Regions from separate parts of the Homo sapiens genome. Here region 1 is linked to region 2. A link is a loop called in an ENCODE intact Hi-C map of the cell type or tissue named here. Cell type or tissue: PC-3. All regions are shown on one strand. Each heading gives the region's core, and the rest is flanking DNA. Links, peaks and the distances in the headings are about the cores only.

Evidence for each region. Hi-C counts contacts between places; a loop is a spot of excess contacts. Peaks named below come from ENCODE experiments on the same cell type or tissue, not always from the same donor. Only the 100,000 strongest peaks of a DNase experiment are listed, where the experiment ranks them.
Region 1: a loop joins it to region 2, with 2.9 times the contacts of the local background. A loop is called at or near these places in 18 of 110 quality-filtered maps.

The regions. Positions count from the first base shown.
Region 1 is chr12:68,036,021-68,044,356 of GRCh38, forward strand. It overlaps the pseudogene HNRNPA1P70. Among named protein-coding and RNA genes, the nearest start is that of IFNG-AS1, 51 kb to the left of the region's middle. RefSeq lists an enhancer at 6,187-6,436. In PC-3, for the core only: CTCF peaks have their summits at 4,612 (motif pointing right) and 6,596 (motif pointing left); a DNase peak (open chromatin) is centred at 4,631.
Region 2 is chr12:67,350,992-67,359,327 of GRCh38, forward strand. It overlaps LOC124902957 (a long non-coding RNA gene), which reads left to right. Exons shown (of 2, transcript XR_007063354.1): 2 at 1-1,689. It also overlaps the pseudogene MRPL40P1. Among named protein-coding and RNA genes, the nearest start is that of CAND1, 86 kb to the left of the region's middle. In PC-3, for the core only: a CTCF peak has its summit at 5,011 (motif pointing right); a DNase peak (open chromatin) is centred at 5,060.

The DNA of each region.
Region 1 (8,336 bases), core at 233-8,232, 690 kb after region 2:
TATCTCAGGAGAAGATTCTCAGAGACCAAGTGCCCACTTAGCCGTGAAAAAGATATTTGTTGGCGGCATTAAAGAAGACACTGAAGAACATCACCAAAGAGATTATTTTGAACAGCATGGGAAAATTGAAGTGATTGAAACCATGACTGACCAAGGCAGTGGCAAGAAAAAGCGCTTTGCTTTTGTCACCTTTGATGGCCATGACTTCGTGGATAAGACTGTCATTCAGAAATACCACATTGGGAATGGCCACAACTGTGAAGTTAGGAAAGCCCTGTCAAAGCAAGAGGTGGCTAGTGCTTCATCCAGGCAAAGAAGCCAAAATTGTTCTGGAAACTTTGGTGGTGGTCATGGAGGCAGTTTTGGTGGGATAGACAACTTTGGTCATGGAGAAAACTTCAGTGGTCATGGTGGCTTTGGCGGCAGCTGTGATAGTAGTGGATATGGTGGCAGTGAGGATGACTATAATGGATTTGGTAATGACACTGGTTATGGAGGAGGTGGCCCTGGTTACTCTGAAGAAAGCCAAGGCTATGGAAGTGGTGGAGAGGGTTGTAGAAACAAGGGCAGTGGCTTCTGTGACAGCTATAACGACGGAAGCAGAAGGGGCTTTGGCAGTGGTAGTGGAAGCAATTGCAGAAGTGGTAGAAGATACAATGATTTTGGCAAGTACAACAATCAGTCTTCAGATTTTGAACCCATGAAGGCAGGAAACTTTGAAGGCAGAAGCTCTGACCCCTATGGTGGTGGAGGCCAATACTTTGCCAAACCACGAAACCAAGGTGGCTATGGTGGTTCCAGTAGCAACAGTAGCTACAGCAGTAGCTACTGTTTTTTGTTTTTGTTTTTTTTTTTTTTTGTCGTTGTTGTTTGGAGACGGAGTCTCGCACTGTTGCCCCCGGGCTGGAGTGCAATGGCGTGATCTCGGCTCACTGCAACCTCTGCCTCCTGGGTTCACACAATTCTCCTGCCTCAGCCTCCCTAGTAGCTGGTGCCCACCACCACACCCAGCTAATTTTTTGTATTTTTAGTAGGGATGGGGTTTCACTATGTTGGCCAGACTGATCTCAAACTCCTGACCTCGTGATCCACCCGCCTTGGCCTCCCAAAGTGCTAGGATTATAGGCATGAGCCACTGTGCCCAGCCAGATTTTAATTACTGTCACGAGACAAAGCTTAGCAGGAGAGGACAGCTGGAAACATGACAAGGAAACTACAGGTTACAACAGATTTTTTAACTCAGCCAAGCACAGTCGTGGTAGGACCTAGCTGCTACAAAGAAGACATGTTTTTGACAATATTCATGTGTATGGGCAAAAATCTCAAGGACTGTAGTTGTGACCAATTGTACAACAGTTTATTTTAGTTTCTGTTCTGTAGAAAGTGTAAACCATGCCTATAAAGGGTTTTAATGTCAATTTTTCTTTGCACCCATGCTGTTGACTGCTCAATGTAATAGTCTGATCATGATGCTAATTAGATGTGTCCTTTAAAAAACAATATGATGTGTTGTAGTACATTGGTTGGCTGACATTAATGAAAAGACCTACCTATTAACATTGATAACTAAATCTGGACTTCTCTCTATAAAGCTACCCAATTGGGTCCCACTGGCTGAACTTTATATGCTTCAGTGGTGTCTTAACAAAAGACTGCCTCTAAATTAGACTAAGTGTCTTAGAACCCTGTGGTCTAGAGAAATGAAGTGAAATGTAATAGCTGGGAGAAACAGGGCATTATACATCTTGAAAGAACTATCTTTCAAGATAAACTAGCACCCCACTCTAGCCCAGCTTCATGGCTGACTCTCAGAGCATCATATTTTCCACTGATGGGCTGAAGATTCATAAATGTAGTAAACCACTGAAAACAATTGCTTCATAAGACTTCTTTAGAAAATTCCTTATGGTACTACATCTACAATGTAGAGGGCTTGTCTTCAGCTCCCTCAACATCTCAAATTTTTTGACACATTCAGTACATGCCTGTTATGTCTTTAATCCCAGAACACATGTATTTTCCCCTTCCAGATGATTTCTTTGCAGATTTCACAATGGAGAAGAGCTGTCACAGGTGGAAGTAATCATGCTGTCACAAAGATATTACTTTTTTCTTCCAGTGCTGGAAGGCAGTCAGGAACAAGCCATGCATTAGTTTAAGAGCCATGAGATGTATAACTCCAGTTTTTTAAAGCTCATAGTAGAAAATGAAGAGGGGGCAATGGCATAGCAGGTGAATGCATTTGGGGTGTGTTACAGACCAAGCAAGAATCAATCACTTATGTCTGTCAGACCAGATGGATCTGGAAACAGTTTAATCCTCAGGGCCAATGTGATATGTTGTGATATGTGATATGTCACAATAATATGTTTTCCCCGCAGGTTTCAAGCCTGTTTAAAAAAATGTTTTTAAACTTGAAAGGAAGACAAGTGACCAATATTATAAGGTTAATGCAGAAAATAATGGTCATAGTATTTAATAAACTTCAATTTATCAAATAAACCTGTATGTCAGTCTTTCTGGCTTTAGGCCTGTTTGCATCAGAATTATCCTGGAGGATTCTTAAAACAACAAAAATAAGCACACAAACATCTATTTAATCATAAGGGAATTTTCACCTAAAATAATCTCCCCCTGTGATGTAGATTCACACTGGAGTTGAGTATAATAATTTTGCTCTCATCAAAAATAATCGGAAAGAGAGGAGCTTTGGGATATGTCATTTTGATCTAAGAAAACGTATTGGCTTTCTTGCTGCTTCTTTGGATTCTTTTTTGCATATCATCTGGCAAGTGAGCAGGTGCACAGCTCTGATAAGCAGGAAGGAACCCCCGACCCCACCACCACTGCCTCAGAGCAAATACTCAATAAATGGTCACCTCATTTCCACCCCCCTCCCTACTCCCACCCACCAGGCAAGAAAGCTTAAACCTAGTAAAATCTCTGAGTGCTCAACATGGAATGGAAAACCCAGAAGAGCAAGGTTGGAAATTGTAGCTGGGAAGTCTCAAGTTCTCTGGTTCCTCCTGGAAGAGGGCATGAAGGTGGCTTTGTGTAAATATGGGCATATTGATTTTTATTTGATGAGCCATAGAAAACTAGATAGTCCAGAAATAAATAAAGGAACTGGGAATGTTGGAATCCACAAATATTGACCATCAGTTTGGGATTGGCAGCTTCTCTCCTTCCCATCTTTATTACAAGTTATAGCGCCGTTACCTTAGATGCACACATGCTTTACAATAATGTTTTTGAAGCCAAGCCCTAGAGATTTCTCAAATATGCTTCCTATGTCTTTCTAGAGGCCCAAGCACACACCTCCCTCATTTATTGCCTCCTATTCAACTTGCGCAGCTTTTATGTGGTTTACATATAAAGCTTCTGTTTAAGATTGTGTTGTCTGGGCGCGGTGGCTCCTGCCTGTAATCCCAGCACTTTGGAAGGCCGAGGCGGGCAGATCACGAGGTCAGGAGATCGAGACCATCCTGGCTAACACAGTGAAACCCCGTATCAACTAAAAACATAAAAAATTAGCCGGGCGCGGTGGCGGGCGCCTGTAGTCCCAGCTACTCCGGAGGCTAAGGCAGGAGAATGGCGTGAACCCGGGAGGCGGAGCTTGCAGTGAGCCGAGATAGCGCCACTGCACTCCGGCCTGGGCGAAAGAGCGAGACTCCGTCTCAAAAAAAAGATTGTGTTTACAGGGTTCCACTGCACATCTCATCCAGGTTTTGAAAAATATTTAGATTTTAGGAGTTGCATTCTACTCTAAGTAACAACTCCAAACCTGCACCATATTTATTGGGTGACTTTAGGCCACAGTACCATTTTGTACAGTAAGGTATCTTCTTATGAAACAGAGAAGATATGCTTACTTCCTTACAGGATAAATAATGTGATGCTGAATAAGATAAACCTAAAGTTACTAAGAGACAAACACTGTATATTAAGTGTTATAACCACACATCAGAAGACCATTTTAGACTGTGGTTTCAGGGTGCTAGAATATTCGAACCCTGTTTGCTTAGCTGACTAATCTAACTTTTTGGTAAGACTGGTTATATTTTTTTCTGTATAGAGAAGAGGTGATGAGAGAAAGTATTCTTTAGTTTATTCATTCACAATTTTTTAAAAAGGTCACTCTGGTTACCGCATGGAGAGCAGAACTGGTGGGGAATCTGTTCATGCCTGGGGAGGCCATTTAGGCACCTGCTGCCGTCATCAAGGCAAAAGATAAATACCTAAGTTTAAAAGCAAATTTATTTTTACAAGGTATAGATGTAAACAAGTCTCATATGCATGCCCAATAGATCTACTTTGTCCTACCAAAGGAGAAGGAGGATAATGCAGATATAAACTCTAGAACAAGACTGCCTTGGTTCAAATTCCAGCTTTGTCATTGTAGGACCTTGCCTAGACAAATTACTTAATTTTTTAATCTCTGTTGTCTCATCTTTAAAAGGAGGCTAATAGTAGTATCTGCCTTATAGGATTGTCAAGAATAAAGGAGTAAGTATATATGAAGTGTTTAGAATAGTTCCTTCCAGTCAATCAATGGTAACTTTTTTTTTTTCCCCCAAGCATAAAGGATCTAAATGGGGCAATGTGGCTAATGGCCCCTAGAGGGCAGCAGAGGAATAAGAACAGAGTGGACGACAGGTTCAGAGAAAGATGTCCTGTCTGATGGAAAAACGGGGAGAAGGGCACTGTGAATCATACAAAATGGAGACTGAGCTCAGGGCCATTTATAGCCTGCTTTGGGGACGTTTTCTAATAGTTCAAATCACTTTGTAGACAAAAATCAAGGACTGGAATAAGTGTAGTAATGAGAAGGATCCAGTCATGCATCTGAGAGCATACGTCCAATAAACCTCACTCAAAAGCTAGCAAGAAAATCTTGACTGTTGGCAGGAAGCATAGCTGATACTGAGGGCTGGGGCCTGGGTGCCTTTCCACTTGGCCCTTTCCATGCGACCTGGGCTTCCTCACAGCATGGTAGCTGGGTTACAGCATGAGTGTCCCAGTGAAATCAGGCAGCAGTGGGATCACGTTTTAATGACTCAGAAAAGACATGTATCACTTCTGCCATATTTTAATAGTTAAAAGTCTAACAAAAGCCCTCTTAGTTCCAAGGGGATAGGACACAGACTCCAACTCTTGATGAGGGAGTAGCAAGTTTCTGGAAAACTATATTAACAGGAAATACTGTAGTCATTTCCATAAAATACAATCGGTCACAAAGTGCTTTCCTAGAAGTTCATACTGGATTCTTTCTGCCTCATTTTCACATACAAAGCATCAGCAAATCCTGACAGACTGGGCTGCAAAATACATCCCAAACCTGATCTGATCTCACCATCTCCACTGCTCCCACCCTCGTCCAACCCAACATGTTTCTCTACCTGGATCACAGCAAAGTCTACTGAGAGGTTCCTCATCTCCAATTTAAAACCCCATAATCTACTATTTATAGGGCAGCCAGTGAGAACTTTGAAAAAATGTAAGTCTAAGCCTATCATCACTGCTCATCTTAGAACTATCCAATGGCTTTCAATTATGCTTAGAATAAAAGCTAAACTCCTAATGGTGGCCCACAAGAACCTCCATATTTTGGCCCTATTTATCTGTCTCATTTCATCTTCAGGCTTCTTTCCACCACACTCTGACCTTCTTCCTCTCACTTTAGCTCCTGGGTATGTTTTCAACTCAGGCACCTCTGATCCCAAATCTCTTCATATTACACTGTTCCATGATTCAAATCTGCTTGAACCTTCCCAGACCACTCAATATAAATGAGCATCAGTCCCATCACCGTCTATTCCTTAACCCTCCTTTATTTTCCTTAATGTACTTATCACTGTCTGAACTTACACTGTGTATGCATTTGAGTCCTTGTTCATAGTCTGCGTCTCCCTCTAGAATATTAACACTTTATGGGCAGGGCTTTGTTTACTGCTTTATTAACAGTGCTTAGGTCCACTCAATAGTTAAGTTGAATATTGAATAAAGAATAAAAGAAGAAACAAAACAAACAGTATAGCCTTTCAAATCAGTGGTGGTGTAAACGAAGATCTATTATCACTGTCATGAAAACATGTTTGTGTTCTTTACTAGATCTGGGCTATCCTTTCTTAGTGTCCTGTGGTTTCATGGACTAGTTTAGGAATGGTTGGTTGTTTCTAATGTGTAGCACTTAAGAAACTTTCAGCTTGAGCCTAAGTGTTTCCAGTGCTGAGGTTCAGTCATGTCTGGGCATGTTTGGTGAGGTGGTGGTGACAGGCCTCAAATAATTCAATTCTAATGAAATATTTGGCTTTAAGTGGATGAGGAGGAAAGGTACTGTGGCTTTGGCGTGGGTGTAGTTGGGGGTAGGTATAGAGGAGAGGAAGAGAACCCGAGGACAGCGATGTTCAAGTGAACATGTTATCACTCGTCTGGGCTTCTCAACACAATTGAACACACTTCCTATATTTGGAGAATTCCCCACCTCCTCTGCAGCCAGTACACTGGTCTGTGACACAGACCCAGACAATCACGTGCACCTCAGCAAGTTTTCTAATCACAAGCATGTATTGCAAAGAAACAAGTGCCACCTAGAGCCCACTCTGGTGAGAATGGCAGCTGGTGAATTCAGTTACTAGAGGGAGGGATGGCTAAGGTCACACCACGAGCTAGTACCAGCAGGAGTCTGTGCCTGGTGGAGTCAGCAGTTATTCCCACCTGGTCTGTTCTTTACTGTGACTCTGAGAATTGGTGCTGGCTGGGAAGCCTCCCAGCCTGCTTTCCGGCCTCCTGGGAAATCTTATATTCTTTAATAAATTCCTTTTCTGCTACTACTAGATTTTAATTGGTGACAACTGAGAACTCTGACAGAAAAAGATGGGGTGTTTAATTCCAGTCTACTTCACTGATTAGGCCTGACACCTAGGGAGAAAAGATGTAGAAGCCAAAATGTCAGGAATTATTTTAATAAGCAATTTTGTAAGACTTGGAGTTTGAACAGCGGTACTTTGCTCCCCAGGCAACAAAGTTCTGCATCAAGCTGGAAAATGAACACTTGCCCACTTTTCCCTGAAATACAGCAGGGTCCTGGCTCCATGGAAGCTCTGGTGAAATCGTCTTCAAACATCTTTTAGAAGGCTGAATACTTTTCCATTGAGATACACAGGACCCTTTATAAAACAGATGAAAATGGACTGCTTTGGTCAACGTGACACTTGGAGCCCCTAAAGCCAGGATGGCCTCATAAACCCCTCAGTGGTGAGGCTCAGTGGCAGTGCCTGGCTGCAGGCTCCCCAAGTCTGTGACACCCAGCAGGAGAGGGACAATCTCCTGAGACGACACCTGAGAGATGCATGCCAGGAAGGTAGCAGGTGCCATATGAGCAGATTTATCTCTGAGCATATGCCCTGATGGCTCCAAAAAGGCTGGTGGGGAGGCAACTTTGCAAGGACTTTGGGCTTTGTTTCAGGAATGAAGACAATTAACCACAGGATTTGAATATTCTGTAATTAATGTATTTTCTAACATAATCTAGTGAAGCCTGGGGAATTTTTAGTTGCATACCTCTTTACTCAACTATGTCTTAGCAGTGGTACATTATGCATATTCAAGTCATTGAAGTTGCCTAAACTTTAGTAAACTTGCTTATTCATTCTGTTGCTCATTAATTTCTCCCAGCCTTGTGGGAGAGCAACTAAAGTTAATCATCACTACCTCTCCACCTGGCTCTCCAAGGGTTGTCAGTGCCTATCCCCCACCCTTCATTCATCTCTCAACACCTCCCAGAGAGCTCCGGACATCTCTGGCATAATGTTCTGATCCAATATTTGCCTATTGGACTTCATGTCCTCACATCATTTTAGCTGCCTTTGTTAACCAAATTCCCGTAGGTATTTTATATATAAAAGGCATGAGCTTCAGGAGATGAGTGAGAATCTAATGCTTGATGATCTGTCATTGTCTCCCATCACCCCCAGATGGGACCATCTAGTTGCAGGAAAACAAGCTCAGGAGGCTGGGCGAAGTGGCTCACGCCTGTAATCCCAGCACTTTGGGAGGCCGAGGCTGGCGGATCACTTGAGGTCAGGAGCTCGAGACCAGCCTGGCCAACATGGTGAAACCCCGTCTCTACCAAAAATACAAAAATTAGCCAAGTGTGGTGGCAGGCATCTGTAATCCCAGCTACTTGGGAGGCTGAGGCAGGAGAATTGCTTGAATCTGGGAGGCAGGGGTTGCAGTGAGCCGAGATCGTGCCGCTGCACTCTGGCCTGAGTGACGGAGCGAGACTCCATCAAAAACAGAAAACAAACAAAAAAAAAACCAAGCTCAGGGCTGCC
Region 2 (8,336 bases), core at 119-8,118:
AGTACTGTATTTTACTTAGTTTCTTAGTTTGGTCTGCCTTTAAGCCTATGACATTGTTTCTCTTCCTCCTCCCCTTCTTTTCTTTCTTTATTCTTTGAGTAAATAATGCTTTTTTCCCTAATTTGGTTCCAAAATTTTAATAAAATTGCCTCTAATCTTCAAAATATAATTTTATGATATATAAATGGAAAATGTTTGATATATTTACTTCTAGATGAAAATTCTATTTTTAATGAGAATATATTCTCTCTGTCAGTGGTGAGGTAATCAGTAAGCTCACAACAAATGCGGCTAAATAGAAGATATTCCCAATTCTCTTTTAAAATATATTAAAATGGGTAAACATTTTAGCCTAGATATTTTTCTTTCAATCTGGAATGCCTTTCTTTGACATGCACTTCTATAAGACAAATCTTGTAGATCAATATTTCTCAGGGCCAGGCTGCCAACTAGTCCTAGTGCTAGGCTGTGAGCTGGCATGCACTATGTGCCTACCCAGTGGCTTCTGGAGCAGGTTTGAGGCACCCACCAGCGAGCTTCAGTGTTGTCCTCCTACGAACTCATTCCTGTGAGAGCAGAACCTCTTCGAGAGCAGAAGGTGAATTCTAAAAAAGACCAAGCAGGAAAGGGCTGCTTGAAAAATAAGATATGAAAACTGGAAAAGGCTAGCCAAGAGCTCATTCTTGTTGCAGATTTTATTAGCCTTGTGAGGTTCTTGGATAAAGCAAGCCAGTGGCCTCAGGTGGAGCTCTCCTTGGAGGAGAGTGAGTGGAGAGCTCTGCTTCTGATGAGTGGTCTCTGTACAAGCAGCGAGAGCACACTATGGACAGGGACACCATCAAGGCTGTGCTGGGGACCCAGCAGGAAGCTCTGCAGGAGCTACCACTCAAGTCCCCTGAGTTCCCCACTGAGACCATCAAGTGGGACTGCAGCATGTTCCCCTTTGAATGGGAAGGTCCAGATTATACACTATGGGTCTCTAACTACCAGCCCCCCAAAGGCAGGTACAATGACATCACCAAGATGTACACACAGGTAGAGCTCAAGAGAGAGTTGCAGCAGCCAACCTTGGAACATGAGGCCCCGAGAGTCAGAATGACCAGGGTTCCAGTCGGCTTTCCACAGAATCAGGCATACTGATAATAAAGACATGTTTAATCAAAAAAGAAAAAAAAATAAAAGGAAGAAAAACGTTGTCTTTATGACTGTTTGGAGCATTTCACCAAATTTAGGTTTTGTGAAAATGTAGACTTCTCAACTCTATTCCATTCTATTCTGGAACAGAATGCCAATTTATCTGAATAAACGTAGGAGCTCCATCAAAAGACTCTTCAAGTTGAAATATTCCAAAGTGCAATTATAGAATTTCAAAATTAAATCCTGTATCCTGTTTAAATTTGTATTGTTAACATTTGTTCACATCCTTTTTTTTTGTATAGACAAATTTCATTTGCTCTTCTGTAAGTTTTGTTTTCAATAACTTTAATTCTCTAAAAAGTTTTGCAAGCTGAAGGTTTTTGTTCTTCCACTTGTTGAATGCCTTGATTTAAAATTTCAATACTTGTTAATAAAATGTGACCAAAATTTAGAAAACTTGTTTACAAGAGTTGTACGCCACTTGGGTTGACTTGAAAGTAATTTATTTGAAGAATCAAACATTTCAATTAAAGCTTCATGATATGGTTTGGATTTCTTTTCCTGCCCAAATCTCATGTTGAATTGGAGGAGGGGACTGGTGGGAGGTCACTGGATCATGGGGGCAGGTTTCCTTCTTGCTGTTCTCCTGGTAGTGAGTGAGTTCTCATGAGATCTGATCGTTTAAAAGCATGTGGCACCTCCCTCTTCTTTTTCTTTCCTGATTCATCATGGTAAGATGTGCTTGCTTTCCCTTAGTCATCTGCCGTGATTGTAAGTTTCCTGAGGCCTTCTAGCCTCATGCTTCCTGTATAGCCTGTGGAACTGTGAGTCAATTAAACCTCTTTTCTTCATAAATTACCCAGTATCAGGTATAGCAGTGTGAGAACAGACTAATAGACTTCAATTAAAGATTTATTCTTGATAGGTCCAAAACTTTGGCTGATGGGGAAATGGGGCTGTCTAGAACGCCAGATACATGTTACAAGGGGAGGGAGGAAAGTAAGTGAGAGCATGTCTTATTCTTCTTCTGAACTGGTGAGGCAGTCATCTTAGCTGTCCATAGTGCTATGGACCACTGGAAAACAGCCCCTTTCTTAATGTCTTGGCCATCAGGAATGGTCATCCATCTGGCAAACATTTGCAGTTTGCCTACCACGTGTTAGATACAGCCTGGGGTGCTGGGGTTGCAGAGTCAAACTCTTAATCTTTTTTCAGAATGAACCTATGGCAGGTGAGAGGGGAAAACAAACCATTTTACCAGCATATGATGGGCACTGTGATGGAGTTATAAATAGGGTCTTGTAGGAGCATAAAAGCAAGGGGCTGCAGACTGCTTGGATGAGACAAGCGAAGGCAGCTCCTGAGCTGAAGTTTGAAAACAAGTAGGCATTACTCAGACTGTCAAAAGGCAGGCATTGGGCAAAAAAGCAAGAGCATATATGTAGTGTAGTGACTGAGGGTGCCTAGTGTATTTAGGGAAACCTTCAAGTAGCTCTGTATGCTGGAAGTTGAGTTTGTGTTGCAAGTGTGGAAGGTGAGAAATTTGCCTAAAATCAACTGATCAGAGGCTGGTGAACACTACAGGGAAAGGATTGGTGACAATTTAGATACATTTCTGAAACTTTTGAATTTCATAAAAGATGACCTCTCAGTGGCATTTTTTTTTTTTCAAGATGGAGTCTAGCTCTGTGGAGTGCAGTGGCGCGATCTTGGCTCACTGCAACCTCCACCTCCCAGGTTCAAGAGATTCTCCTGCCTCAGCTTCCCAAGTAGCTGGAATTACAGGCACCTGCCACCATGCCCAGCTAATTTTTGTATCTTTAGAAGAGGCGGCATTTCACTGTCTTGGCCAGGCTGGTCTCAAACTTCTGACCTTGTGATCCACCCACCTCGGCCTCCCAAAGTGCTGGGATTACAAGCTTGAGCCACTGTGCCCGGCTGACAATCAATTTTATACCGACAACTCTGTTTACTTTTGTATAATCTTACTGATAGGTTAGAACATGGCTATCTCATTGTGATGACAGATTGCAGGAGACAGTTGCTCAAATGATAGTATCGGTCTATCTTGGTCAAGTGTCTTAGCTATATGAATTTATCATTTAACACTAACAATACAAATGTTCAGCTGGTAAATAGCTCAAAGATCGACAGGAAGGTGTCTAAAACTACAGGAGTGTCCAAGCAAGCAAGGTTTCACAGTGAGGGAGGAAGTGGAATGAAAAGGGGGAGATGGCAGACTTGAAAAGAGCCCAAGAGTTTGGTTGTGGGCCAGTGAAGCATTTCAGTTTTCCGGATAGTTATGAAAACTGAAACTATGACTCCAAATGTGGGTTCAAAGGGAGGGTGGGATGCTGAAATATTGTTTTTGCTTTGTGTAGGCAGAGTTCCTGTCTCAAGAAGAGGTTTGGCAGTAACAAAGTTTAGCTATTCTGCTGGCCATCACTCCGGAAAGTGTTCCCACGAAGTGGCTGACTTAAAAAGTAAGCTTGACTAAGTATCATATCACATGAGCAGCACTGGAAAGAGGCAGAGCTGAGGGAAAGAGGGAAGCTTCTGTGTAGACGTCGACTTTACTCTTTGACCACCATACCTTGCCTTTCAGTTTGTGGGTAGCTTAGGAAACCGAAGTCAGACAACATAATTGGCTTTTGGGGGATAAGAATTGTGTCTTTCGGATGTTTCTCATAGTGCTTTACAGGATATACCCTCAAAAGAAGCTGAAAAAATTTTAAAAAGAAAGTCTGACACATTTCAATGCTGTGTTCAAGCCTTCTGTTTTCCAAAAGAGGCCATCAGGTATCACAGCAAATCACTTTTGTGGATTATAAAAGGAAGGTGACTTGCAGCTCTAAAATCTTAAATTCTCTGCTCCATGTTCTGTGTTTTATAAATAAGCATAATTGGTATTCAGAAAAGAAATCTGCAATCTCAGCCTACTTCAGGATGTTGGTGAGTTGACTAAGCTGTAAAACTCCTTAAAAGTCAGGATGTTTGGGCAGAGGAGGGCAAAATGTCTAGACAGAACAGAAGGTTTAAACTGCCCCTGGTGAAATTTAGTGGGAATTGACTTTAGCAGCTCTTCCTCCTGGGTGAATAGCTTGTGATTTGCGACTGTGAAGTGGTTGGACTGAAATGCTTTCTACTCTGAAGTTGTATGACTTTTTTTTTTCACATAGTGAATAGAGATATTGATGGAAAAGACATAACTATCAAGATAAAAGTGTGTTTTAAAATAATACTTTTAAGTATTCGACTGTATTCCTTTGTCCTTATGCAAACTAAACCTTGAGAAACAAAGACTGGTAAGATCTTGTGGAGAGAAAGTCAAATATTCCAATTCATTTGGCTTTGTTTGTGCCATATGTGTAAATAACTCCAACAAGATAGTCTGAGAAATAAGAGTTCATCTGGGAACATTCTTAGTCTTGTTATTAATGTTTTAAAATCCTTAGAACTCTTTTGCCAAATTCTGAGACTTAAAATGCAAAGATAAGGATGATTATTTTCAGAGCCAAGTGTGGAAATTATTCTTCTAGTATCTCTCTGTGTTCATGCGGTGCTATTGACTCTGGCAAAATGGGATCTCATATCTCTTTACTAATGAGAACTCAAATCTTCCCTGGGGACTGGCAACTTTAAAGGCTCATTACTCATATGTTTGATGTTATCTTTTGCTGGCAAATAACTGACGCTAGAGTCTTGAACATTTGCCTTTTAGGTTTGCTGTTTGCCCAACATTATGCTAATTCATCTGAAATGGAACTGTCAGCGGCTGCAGAATGTCTTTACCTTTCTTGAGAATTGAAGAAATTTATCTTCACTGGAAGCCTTAATACTAAGCACCCTTTTTTTTTTTTTTTTTTTTTTTTGGCGTTCTTGGTCTTTTCTTCCAGGAGGTGGCGATAGAACATCATAAATATCAAGGTACAAAATGCATGCGTTTTTGCCCCTCAAAGCCTCCCATTGTGGAGCTTATGACCAGCGTGAGTTACTATTCAAGATTTGAGCCTTGGGTGAGCTCTTTTATTGTAATATTTGACTTCCAAGTCATATCTGAAGAGAGAGCAGAAGTACTTTCAACTCCACTGATCACTTGTTTTTCCACTTAGCTTCTCATTTTCTGAGTTTGTGCTGTTGAGTGCAGGAAATGTTAAATAGGTTGGCCTTCAGTTGAAAGATACTGAGATTTACTAGCGCTGTTGTAGATTGGGCTTTTGAACCTAGAATTATTGCTTTTGGTGTAAACCAACATGACTGCCATGCTGTTTCCTAGACATATGAGGATACTACAGGCTCTATTAGAGACTAATTTTTAAAATAGCCCCTGATATTCCTCAACTCTTTATATTTAGCATTTTGTACACTATTCTCCAAGTTGGCATTTGGCAGCTTTTCCTCCTCTTAAGGCAAAGTTAAAAAAAAAAAAAAAAAAAAAAAGGGACATTTGCCAAGGAACAATTTCACCACAGGAGCTTGGCTGGGAAACGGGAATTTGGTATCTTGCTTGTGCACCTGCCAGTTGATTTCTGATTTCTGTATTAGGGGAGAGAGAAAGTTATTCTGAGGTTTATCATCAACAGCTGCCTAATCTTAATAGGTTTAGCTATCTTTTAGAGTTATCTAATTTGAAAATATCTGCTGTTTGATTACCTTTAATATTTTCCTTTTTAAAAAATTATACTTTAAGTTCTGGGGTACATGTGCACAACGTGCTGGTTTGTTACATAGGTTTACATGTGCCATGTTGGTTTGTTGCACCCATAAACTCATCATTTACATTAGGTATTTCTCTTAATGCTATCCCTCCCCTGGGCCCCTGAATATTTTCTTAAAACAAAAAGTTCCTGGTTTAGCAAGCAAAACTGGGATAGGTATGCAAAAGAGAATCCAATGGAGAGTTGAGCACAAGCAGCTAGAAGAAGAAAATGAATATACAGAGAAGGGAAGTTTGTAAAACTAAGGGTGGGAACTTTCTATAGGGCAGCACAGAATAGTTTTTTATTCACAGAAACTTTAACTATATTGCAGTACTTCGCAATTGAAAAGTGGAAAAGATAAATGCTTCATTCTAGTGCAGTAGTTTTGTAAGGGTTCTTTTTCTAATATGAAGTTTTTTTTTAACATTAATGTCTTCTAAAGTACATCTAGGTGGTCAATAAGTGCTTATTTGATTCATTCCTAATACAAATATTTTTGAGCTCCTACTGTTCACTGGATCGAAATCCTAATAAGTTTGAGTATGCATTTGCTATCTCAAGACGTTTGCTTTCTAATAGGTGGAGATAGACAGTAAGCAATTATTGGTAAGTAATGCTTTCTAAAACATGTAGGTTTTTCAGATTTTGGTAATCACAGCATGAAAGAAAGTCATCAAGGCCAGTTCTATGCAAGGCTGCAAAGCTAGGAAAGTATCAAAACAGCAGATCTCTGGCTTTAAATTCTAGCTTATGATTCATTAACAGTGTGCCCGTGAGCAAATTGCTTAACCTCTCTCAACTTCAGTTTTTTCATGTAAAATGGTAATAATAGTACTTATTGGTGAGTCTGTTATGGGGATTTAATGAAATAATGTAAGAAAAGCATTCAGCATGGCACTCACTTGAGACTCAATAAGTGGTAGCTACTGTGATCATTTCTGCTTGTCTTGCTTCAGCTGGTTTCCTTCCACTGCCAAGGGCTTGGTTCCTTGTGCTTGCTTGTTGCTGCCATTCTAGAGGAACACTCCTCCTGCCTCTTCAACAATACATGCACGCTGTGATGCTTCCTTTAGGTCTGCCGTCTCCAGGGGAATGGGGTTCTATTTCTAGAACTTACTTCAGGCTCCTGATCTCTGCCTGATCCAGTTAGATAACTGAATAGACTAGCCTGTGCCAAAGAGGTCAGCGCTAACCTTCACCCTTTGTTATTTTTGAGACAGAGTCTCGCTCTGTTGCCTAGGCTGGAGTGCAATGGCACGATCTTGGCTCACTGCAAGCTCTGCCTCCAGGGTTCAGGTCATTCTTCTGCCTCAGCTTCCCAAGTAGCTGGGACTACAGGTGCTCGCCACCACGCCTGGCTAATTTTTGTATTTTTAGTAAGAAAGGGGTTTCACCGTGTTAGCCAGGATGGTCTTGATCTCCTGACCTTGTGATCAGCCCGCCTCGGCCTCCCAAAGTGCTGGGATTACAGGCATGAGCCACCGTGCCCGGCCACCTTCATCTTTTACCTTGTTGAAAGAGGGCTGCTGAGACAGCCTGTCAGTGTGCACCATCCTGCATTCTGGCTTTTCTTTCTGAGGAGCGCTGCCTGTGGTCCTTTAACAGTTGCATTTCTGCTTCCAATGGCCGGACAGCCCAGGTATTCATCAAAAAGTGCTTATGAAGGGACTCTTCATTTCTAAATGTTGGGTGGACAGTGGTGGACAAAACAGACACTGGTGTCGCATTGAGCTTGGAGAAAAATGGAGACATAGACATTACACAGACAGACACACAGGGAAAAATATTTACAAATTTGGTAAGTACCACAAAGGAGGTGGTATGAGGAAGAACTAGGAGTCTGATTTAGATCAAGAAAGTGTATTAATTTTCTAGGGCTGCTGTAACAAAGTGCCACAAGCTGGGTGACTTTAACATCAGAAATTTATTGTCTCACAGCTGTGAAGAGTAGACATCTGAGATCAAGATTTTGGCAGGATTAGTTCCTTCTGAGGTCTGTGAGGAAGAATCTGTTCTATGCCTCCCTCCCAGCATCTGGGGGTTTGCTGGCAGCCTCTGGCGTTCCGTGGTTTTTGCTGCATCACCCCAACCTCTGCTTTCATCTTCACATTGTCTTCTCCTTGTGTGCATGTCTGACTTCAAATTTCCTCTTTTTATAAGGACTCCAGTCCTGCTGGACTAGAGGCCCACACTACTTCAGGAAGACCTCATCTAATTAGATCTGCAACAACCCTATTACCAAACAAGTTTACATTCTGAAGTAATGGGGATTAGGACTTTTAACACATGAATTTTTGTGGTTATGCAGTTCAACCCCCTACAGTCAACAGGGAAGAGCTCTCCAAGGAAGAAAAGAAAGGCATTTTAGTGGTAGAAGTGTCTCTTGGGGCTCTACAGTCATTCGGTATAAACAGCTGTTGCTCAGCCCTGTGTGAAGTTGGCCTTGTCACGGTAGCTTAGGCTGGGAATGGAGACAGAAAAACTCACATGAATTGTGCT